Regions from separate parts of the Homo sapiens genome. Here region 1 is linked to region 2. A link is a loop called in an ENCODE intact Hi-C map of the cell type or tissue named here. Cell type or tissue: Calu3. All regions are shown on one strand. Links, peaks and the distances in the headings refer to the core of each region. The heading gives the core; the rest is flanking DNA. Region 1 has its middle 23 kb from the start of LINC02448. Region 2 overlaps SLC16A7 (solute carrier family 16 member 7).

The links. Hi-C counts contacts between places; a loop is a spot of excess contacts. Peaks named below come from ENCODE experiments on the same cell type or tissue, not always from the same donor. Only the 100,000 strongest peaks of a DNase experiment are listed, where the experiment ranks them.
Region 1: a loop joins it to region 2, with 5 times the contacts of the local background. A loop is called at or near these places in 1 of 110 quality-filtered maps.

What each region holds. Positions count from the first base shown.
Region 1 is chr12:59,499,128-59,503,535 of GRCh38, forward strand. No RefSeq gene overlaps it. Among named protein-coding and RNA genes, the nearest start is that of LINC02448, 23 kb to the right of the region's middle. RefSeq lists enhancers at 773-882, 893-942, 2,553-2,722. In Calu3, for the core only: no CTCF peak of the experiment used is centred there; a DNase peak (open chromatin) is centred at 1,994.
Region 2 is chr12:59,648,041-59,652,448 of GRCh38, forward strand. The region is part of intron 1 of SLC16A7 (solute carrier family 16 member 7); the gene reads left to right. Among named protein-coding and RNA genes, the nearest start is that of SLC16A7, 54 kb to the left of the region's middle. In Calu3, for the core only: no CTCF peak of the experiment used is centred there; DNase peaks (open chromatin) are centred at 1,261, 2,731, 3,031 and 3,651.

The DNA.
Region 1 (4,408 bases), core at 156-4,155, 150 kb before region 2:
TCTCACTCATAGGTGGGAATTGAACAATGAGAACACATGGACACAGGAAGGGGAACATCACACACTGGGGCCTGTCGTGGGGTGGGGGGATGGGGGAGGGATAGCATTAGGATATATACCTAATGTAAATGACGAGTTAATGGGTGCAGCACACCAACATGGCACATGTATACATATGTAACAAACCTGCACATTGTGCACATGTACCCTAGAACTTAAAGTATAATAAAAATAAAAAACTAAAAAAAAAAAAAGCAAGGAGCAAGAAAAAAAAATGATTACAGGCCTTCCCCAAAACTCAACTGCCTTTGTAAAGCTAACAAAAGGCCAGCAGGCTAGGGGGAAGAGAGGAATCTGAATTCTGCTAAAGTGCAGTCATAAAAGATTGCCAGCCATTCCTACAAATAAAATCAGTATTCTAGAACTTAATATTGGCCTTTTCAGATAACTTTTCAGGTTTTTTTGCATGTCTGAAATCCATGGCTCCACCTGGACCCACCAACTCCACTCCTATGGCCCCCCCAGAAGCAACTCAGCTCAAGAGGACAGCTTTGACCTCCTATGATTTCATCTCCACCACAACCAATCATCAGCAGGCATCCATTTCTAGCCATCCCCCCTTCCCCTAAACTGCCTTTGAAAGTCCCCTAACCTATAGGCTTTAGAGAAGATCGACTTGAGTACTAACTCCATCTCCCACATGGTGTGGCCAGCCTCAAGTCAGTTTAAGTCTTTCTTTACTGTAATGCCATGGTCTTTAATTGTGCAGTGGGCAGAAAGCACCTGTTGGGCAGTTACAACACCATCAGTCTGCTGATTTTCTTTCTGTGTCTCTGGCTTCTAGTTCTCAGTTTCATTTTCTTTCTCATTTCTTGCTTTCATTGTTTCTCATTCTACACTTTCTCCTTAGGAGAGAACTTTTATTGCCATGGATACCATCTTTGTGCTCAAAGAGCCCACACACATACACACATATATATTTCCATCCAAGTTCTTCCTTCTGAATTTGAACCTGCTCCTCTATAGCATTCCTTTTCTCAGCATATGACCCTCTATTCTCTCTTCACCCAGTTGCTAAAGACAGAAAATTGAAATCATTTTCGTTATGGCTTTGTCCTGATGCCTCCCCTCTCCGCATCACCCAATATGAAGCTCAGACTATTCTGAATCCAAATTTATTTGTTAAATTGTCCTTCATTTCTACATTTTTGTTGCTACTTTTAATTAGCTCTAACCATCTTTCTCATTTGGACTACTCCACAATGAAGCTTCTGTAGCTATACAATGATCTTTTAAAATGCAAATTGGACTCTGTCTTTGTCTTTCATCTCTGTTTTAACATAGAAGAATTACTAAGAGTCTTTCATTTTAACATCAAAGGCCTCAGAAATCTGGTCAGCTGAATCCAGTATCATGTGGTATCACTCCGTCACTTGTTTTCTAAGCTGGCCACATTGGTCTTCTTTCAATTCTTAATAGTACCAAGCATTTTTGTGCCTCAAAGACTTTTCACATGTTAGTACCTTCACCTGGAATGCTTTTATTTCCACCCTTTACTTTGCTAATCTTACTTATACTTCACATCTTAGCTCAAATATCACTTCTCTACATAGGCTGTCTTTGAGTCTCAGATCTAAATTAGATTTCTCTTGTTATTTTTGCTCTTATAGCACTTATCACAAATTATAGTGTAGATCAATTTATCTCTTTGTCTCTTAAACTAGTCTGTGAACTCCATGAGAGCTGACACCAGGTGCGCTTTGTTCAATCTCAGACTTCACCCTTTGTAGCCATTTACTATATCAATAAATGAATAATAAATATGTCAATAACTAAATAAATGAGTGTTTGCCAGTAAGTTACCTAAGCTGTCTGACTCCCATCTATGAAGTTGATACAAGAATTTCTTTCTTACCAGGTTGTTCTATTAACTGATAGAGCAAATACTTCTACCCAGCATAAATTCACCACAAAAATTTGCTTCCTCTGCCCCACCCTTCACCCTATCCACGCCAGCAGCCTGGTAGAGCAGAAAAAGCTTTACAGTTTGATGTAACTGAATTTAGTTTTTTACTTTCTAGTTATTTCCTGTGTAACCCTAGTCAAGTTGCTTAACATCTTTGAGCCTGTTCTCTCATCTATAAAACTGATATAATAATATCTACCCTCATAGGATTGTGGCTAGGATTAAATAAAGTAACATGTATAAAGCACCCAGCATGTGCACATTCCATAGATGTGACTTCTCAGTCTCTGAATACCCAAGGTACCATATATAGCATAATTTTTCAATATTTTTATCCAAAATCACATATGTTTTTCACAGGTTTAAGCTAAAATATTGTTTTAGAAGGCAAATAAACCTGAGAAGCGTGTCAAATTGCTATCTTCTAAAGGCACATGAAGCACCTGGGGAGCTTAATCAAAATGCAAATTCTAGGCCCCCACTCACTGACATCTGATTCACTAGATCTGGAGTGAGCCCAGGAATTTGCATTTTGATAAAGCCCACAAAGTGAATCAGGTGTTCCATTAACTTCACCTTGAAGACCAGTATTTTCATGTATCCAAGTTTGAGACATGGTGATATTTTCAACTCCAAACTCCAAAAGTTTGCATGAGCCACAGTTGATAAATGAGCCTATGTTTAGTCGAAGGGCACATTTATTTCCTTAAGAGTTGTGGATTTATTCATGCTGCTTTATGAAATAAACTTAATGTTGAACTTAGGAGATATAAGAGCAACTGCTTTCACAAAGGCACTGTTTATCAGACTATAAAATAAATTGTACATGAATCTTAACTCTCAAAGCTGTGCAAATTGTCTTATGTCTAGCAAGGAACTCTACCAGTGAGAATAACAGGCATTATAGATGTACATATGCTTCGGAAATAATGCATTTTCTAGGAAAAAAACCTGCTGTTACTCATTAGCCTGACAGGTAGGCTTGCATTTTATAAAGGACATACTTTAGAAGAATCATTACTATACAGTAGTAGTAATGAGATAGAAAAATATTAGGGGTAAAACAATGAAAGAGTGATGTAAACAGGGTTTTTTGTGAATTTAAAAAGAAAAATTAAGAAAGTTACAAAGAACTCTTTATAATAATCAGTGTCAAAATACACTACCTTATTTTTTCTCATAAAATGATTGATAGTAAACATTTTAGATCTCAATGGCTTCTATGTAAAAGCCATTTAGTTGTCTTTTTTTAAAACCAAAAGTGAAAAAGAAAATTGAGTACCAAGTTACTAAGACACTCAAGGCATAAAAGTCTATAAAGACTATACAGAATATCACCAGGCGCCATATGCACGCAACAAGCATCCCAGAGTTGCTTCAGCTTTTTAATAACTATATGATTGATTTTTGTATACTCCATAAAATATTTTTTAAAAACTCATTAAAATGCATAAATGCATAATACTTACATTGATAAATATAAATTTACTTGCTAAGACATGAAAGATGAAATTTATATCCTCCGTCTTGCTATGTTGGTGCATTTTCCTCCAAATTTGTGTAAATACTGTTCTGAGTTTTGCATTTGTAACTGAGATGACTCAAAAACACATTGTCCTTAGTTCTTGAAATGTCACAATAAATATTTAAACTTTGAGAAGTTATCTTAGAGTCCTGCTTCTTGCTGTTGAAACTAGGGTAAATTTTCTTTTATCTAAATTGAAGAAATTGAAAAGTAGAGCTGAAAAGAATCTCAGTCGTTGAAGTGTCTGCTCCTTTCCACAAAGTCTGGCTTCAGAAATGTATCTGTTTTTTAGGACCCCATTTAATCATTCCCGTCTACGAAATTAATCCAGTCCAAAGTATCTCTGACAATATTTTGAACCTTACAAATGCCAACGCGTTGTCCTAAATAACCTAAATCACCCTGCCTCCCTCACATACCATATTAAATTGATCATTGAATCTCAAAATCTCAAAAACATCTCAGTAGCTCATTCTCCCCTTCTCACTGGTGTGACTTTGGCAACAACCCCTTCCATCAGTCTGAAATATTGCAAGAGTCTCTTACAGGATCCCTAGGTTTGGGGTCTCTCATATTGTCTCCTCTGTTCTCCACATTCCAAAGTTGTGTTTAACTTCTATTAAAATATAAAAATTGTCATAAAATACAGAATTATGATCCAACCCCTGCTTCTTCCATCTCCTAATGTGTTCACATACACCAACCTATTTTGTCATCTCGCAGAGCTTCCTGTCTCACAAAAAAACAAGATGTTTTGTTTGTTTTAATTTTTTATGAATGACTTTACACATTATATTTATCTTCCTGGAATGCTTTTATTTACATTTTCTTTATCAGCTGCTCCCGACTCCTTGGGAGGTTACAAGTAATATTTCAAGGCAAATTAGTCACATGCCTTCCAAGAGAAGTCAAGGGGC
Region 2 (4,408 bases), core at 271-4,270:
GAGACCTTGTCTCAACAACAACAAGAACAACAACAATAAGAAGCCAGGTCAACTGCAGGGGGTGATTGAGGATATTTAGGGAACTTAAGGTTAAGGGATGATGTTAGAACTGTAATGGAGGAGAGGAAGATACCAAGATATGTGTGAAGAGCTTACTGGACAGGCCTTGGGGTCCTGCTGAAATTGAAACATATAAATATGTAGTGGTATCAATCTGTACAATTAATCCATGTCCCTTAGCTCTATTTAATGCAATAATTGCATAGTCCATTCCAAGTTTGGAATTTTCAGACTTCTTGTTGCAAGAAGACATAGGCATGAGGGACTTGAGATTGTTAGTGATTGATTATAGATGATATTAATATTTATTGAGTACATATGATATGTTAGTAATTGTACTTAGTACGTTATATACGTTGCCACATTTAAACCTTTTTTTTCTATGAGGAATAAATATTGTTGCCACTTTCTAAAAACCAACTGAAGATTCAGGTATGTAATTTTCTCAAAATAGATTTACCATGATGTAGTGTAACTGGGATTTGAGTGAAGAAACATTGCAGCTGAACAGAGAAAAAAAGTGAGGCTAAAAAGGGCTCATAGTTTAGGAGAAGATGTATCAAGAGACTAACCAGTCTCAAGAGGATTCCAGGACAGGATTGATTGAAATAAAATATTTTAGATTGCGTGAAATACAGGGAACTAATTGGTAAGTAGAACATCAATGTTTAAGCCTCTAGTGATAGAGGCATTCAGAGTGGCCATGAGATCCAAGTTGGAAATGGTTTTCTGAAATGAGAGTTGAAGTAGAGATCATGAATTCTATGGATAGATTATTGATTGTGGTGCATAGGTATTGATTATCAATATTGATTTTGGTGGGATTTTGGAATCAGGAGAAATGGATTTTGAAGGAATAACCTAAAAGTTGATGAGTCCTAGTATTCAGAGTGATACAGATTAGTGAAGTGAATGTAAGTGAAAAAGAAGAATTTTTTGCATGAAAGTGGAAAAGTAATGACACAAAAGCCACAAAATGGAAGTAGGATTATTCTGAGCCTCTATCTTGATCTGAATGCATGAAGACGATGACTTATATAAATCAGGCTTTTAAGGAGAAAACAATTTGGAGACAAACTAATGTCTCAGGAATAAGGAAGTTTGCTTATTAAAAAATGGGAGTCATAGAGTGTACAATGGACAAGGTTGAGAAGGACATCAAAAGGAGTGTGGTAGGGTGGAGAGCATGAACCAAAAGGGAAAAAGTGCATAGCTGTGTAAGCGAGGGATTGCGAAAGAGGATTAGTGATTAGAGGAAACAGTTTATTTGGGGCTTGAGAGTGAGAGACAAGAGGCATCAGTGGAATTTAGTGGCTTTAAATTTGTAAACAGAGCTTTGGTTTAAAGGTGTTTTGCTATTTCATTTCCAAATACTGCCATGACCTGACTTTCAACCACATTATTATTTGAGCTAAGTGAGGATGACAATGTTCAAAGTTCAGTGGTGCTTGGGGCTGATACAGGAGTCTTGTTGGTCAGATCAGTGGAAGATTTGGATGATATTAACTGGATCTATACCTCTGGTTTTGTGGCCTTACTTAATAGTATTTTACTTTAAAAGTTCTAGGCCAGACAAGGTGGCTCACACCTGTAATACCAGCACTTGGGGATGCTGAGACAGGTGGATCACCTGAGGTGAGGAGTTCAAGACCAGCCTGGCCAACATGGCGAAACCCCGTCTCTACTAAAAATACAAAAATTAGCCAGGTGTGGTGGCGGGCACCTGTAATCCCAGCAACTTGGGAAGCTGAGACTGGAGAATCACTTGAACCTTGGAGGTGGAGGTTGCAGTGAGCTGAGATCATGCCATTGCACTCCAGTCTGGCCTATAAGAGTGGAACTCCATCCCCCCTCCCCACCAAAAAAAAAGTTCTAAAAATATTAGTAAAAATTTTATAGATATTTGTCTAATATTTCACTTTTTCAAGGCATTGCATTGTATTAATTTAATATTTAGTGTTTAGGATTTATATATATCATCTTTTTTTTTGCTTATTAGAACAGATACCCCCTTGATGATATTAATTTCCATTGTTAAATTTTAAAAGGGTATAGTCTTACCTGAGCACTTAAATAACTGTAACGAAAATTTAAATTGGGTCTGTAGATTTACTTGTTTCACAAGACATGAAAAAGAGTGTGTGTCTTATTCAAAATAAAGGAGATATGGTATTATGAAGTGAATTCTAAGCATACAATTCATCAAAGTTTAGCACTAGAAGTGTTTTTATACACCACATAGTCCAGACACCTATTTATGGCTGATGCATATCCATTTGGTGTCTTTTCATGAAAGATATTTCTTCTAACTGGTATTGTGGAAACAGTGAGCAAGATCAAAGTTGGAATATTGTCTCTACCCTTAAAGCTGTATACCCCTGAGAACTTGACTTCTCCAAGCAGAGTATTTCCTCTTTTGTAAAATGGAGATGTTACCATTATCAAAGAGTGATTGAGAGGACTAGAGTGCCCATTTTACTTTTAGATATCTTTGACTATGAGGTCATACTTATACTGAACAAAAATCTATCTCTCTGTAGTTCAGTGAATATATCTATTCACATATAGTTATGTCCCAGGAATGGATCTGCTTTGGTATCCCTGCTGTGCTCAGGCGTGGGTTGGGAGGTGCCTGTGGGAAGGGTGGACTCCATGCAAATTCAGCAATGGATTTCAGAGCTCAGAAGCTTGAGCCCTTGGTCAGTTATACTCCCTCTAGTTGTAGGTCTTTGAGGCACATGCTTAAAAGCACCACATCATATTTGTCTATCTTAATTGTATGTAAAAATAAAATTGCTAAAAGCTCTAGTGTACTATTTGCTTTATAGAGTGAAAGATAAATGTAAATTTTGCTATGGGGAGATGGTAGCTAAAAGAAGCTACTATTTTTGCTTCTCTCTTACTCCCATGCAGAGCCCTTCTCAAAACCACCCATGCTTCCCTCAGAGTAAGGTGATAAACTGAGCATGGCAACATTCCAAGACAAGCTCGGTACAATTTGCCTTTGCAGTGTGTCTTGGCTTTGCTCCTCTTCGTGGTTAATTTTCAATACACCACTAAACAAATTATATTTTTTCAATGTTTATTGATTTTTCTTTCATCTTTGACTTCCTCAATTAGGAAAAGGGTAGGCTATGAATGTCTCTATAACAAAGAAGTGAGAACAAGATTAGTGAACTCAATAATTTTGTTAAAGTTTTGAGATCAAAGCTTATTGTCCTAGTGTTTTTCTTACTCATTTTCAGTATATGATGATGTAGGCCATTTCCTTAGATTCCATTCATGTAACTGTATTACCCTTGCTTAGAGATTTTAAGTTATGCTACTTATTAAGGAGTACCATAGAATTTCTTATGTCAGCCATGAAAACAGCTGTATACTGTAGCTGTAAATAGTGTTTACAGTTATATACATGTAGCTGTTTGTAACATGGCTTTTTAGAATCTGTCTCCAGTGACTTTCAAACATCACCTTTGCTGGTTATGTAAACTTAAAACAATGGATTTGCTTTTGGACATCTAAGAGTATGATGTGGTGTCTCATGCCTGTCATTTACCAGCAAAAGAAATGTTACTCTTCAGCTTTGCCACAATGCCCTCACATTCTTCAACCTTGAGTTAGTCAGCCACTTATCAGCTGATGTGATTTTACATTTTTGCCTTGATCATTAATCATTCACTCTAAGTTCTCCATTTATAGCGTTTGCTAGTTGTTTCCAAACAAACATGCTTTCTGGGCTTGAGGAAGGGAAAAGCAAAAAAGATTTAAAAGAAGATAGTAGATGGTTTCACAGTTATTTTGGCTTTATTACTAATGCTAACTACTGTCATAAGGTATAGAACTAAGCTTGAGGTATTAATAAATATTTTATTCAAGGAACTTTTTTTTCAGCCCTAATGAGAATTTATAAACATGATTGGATGGTGCTGTTGAGTTAAAGGGAGAAACTCTCCTTATAGAGTAGATTGTTTGCTGATTTTCTGAAAATTTGACCTTGGATTTACATAGTTTTAAATATTCCTTTTAGATTTACTGTGGTTTCTAAAACAGTCTCTTATTTTTGGAGGACATTTATTTATTTTGTGAAATAAGTTAATAAAATTACATATGTCAGCTGACATAATTTTTCACTTTTATTATTCTGTAGATAATAATCAACCAGGTGTAAACATGAGTAACATATTTCCCCTATTATATCATACATTCCTAGCCCTTTGAATGAGCACCTTTGCAAAAATATATTTCATTTCTGTTTTGATTAAAATTTGTTTCATGAGTTGGAAGAGATCATGAACCCTGGGTAATGCATTTCGTTGTAACTAAAATTCTTAAGTCAATTAATTATGAG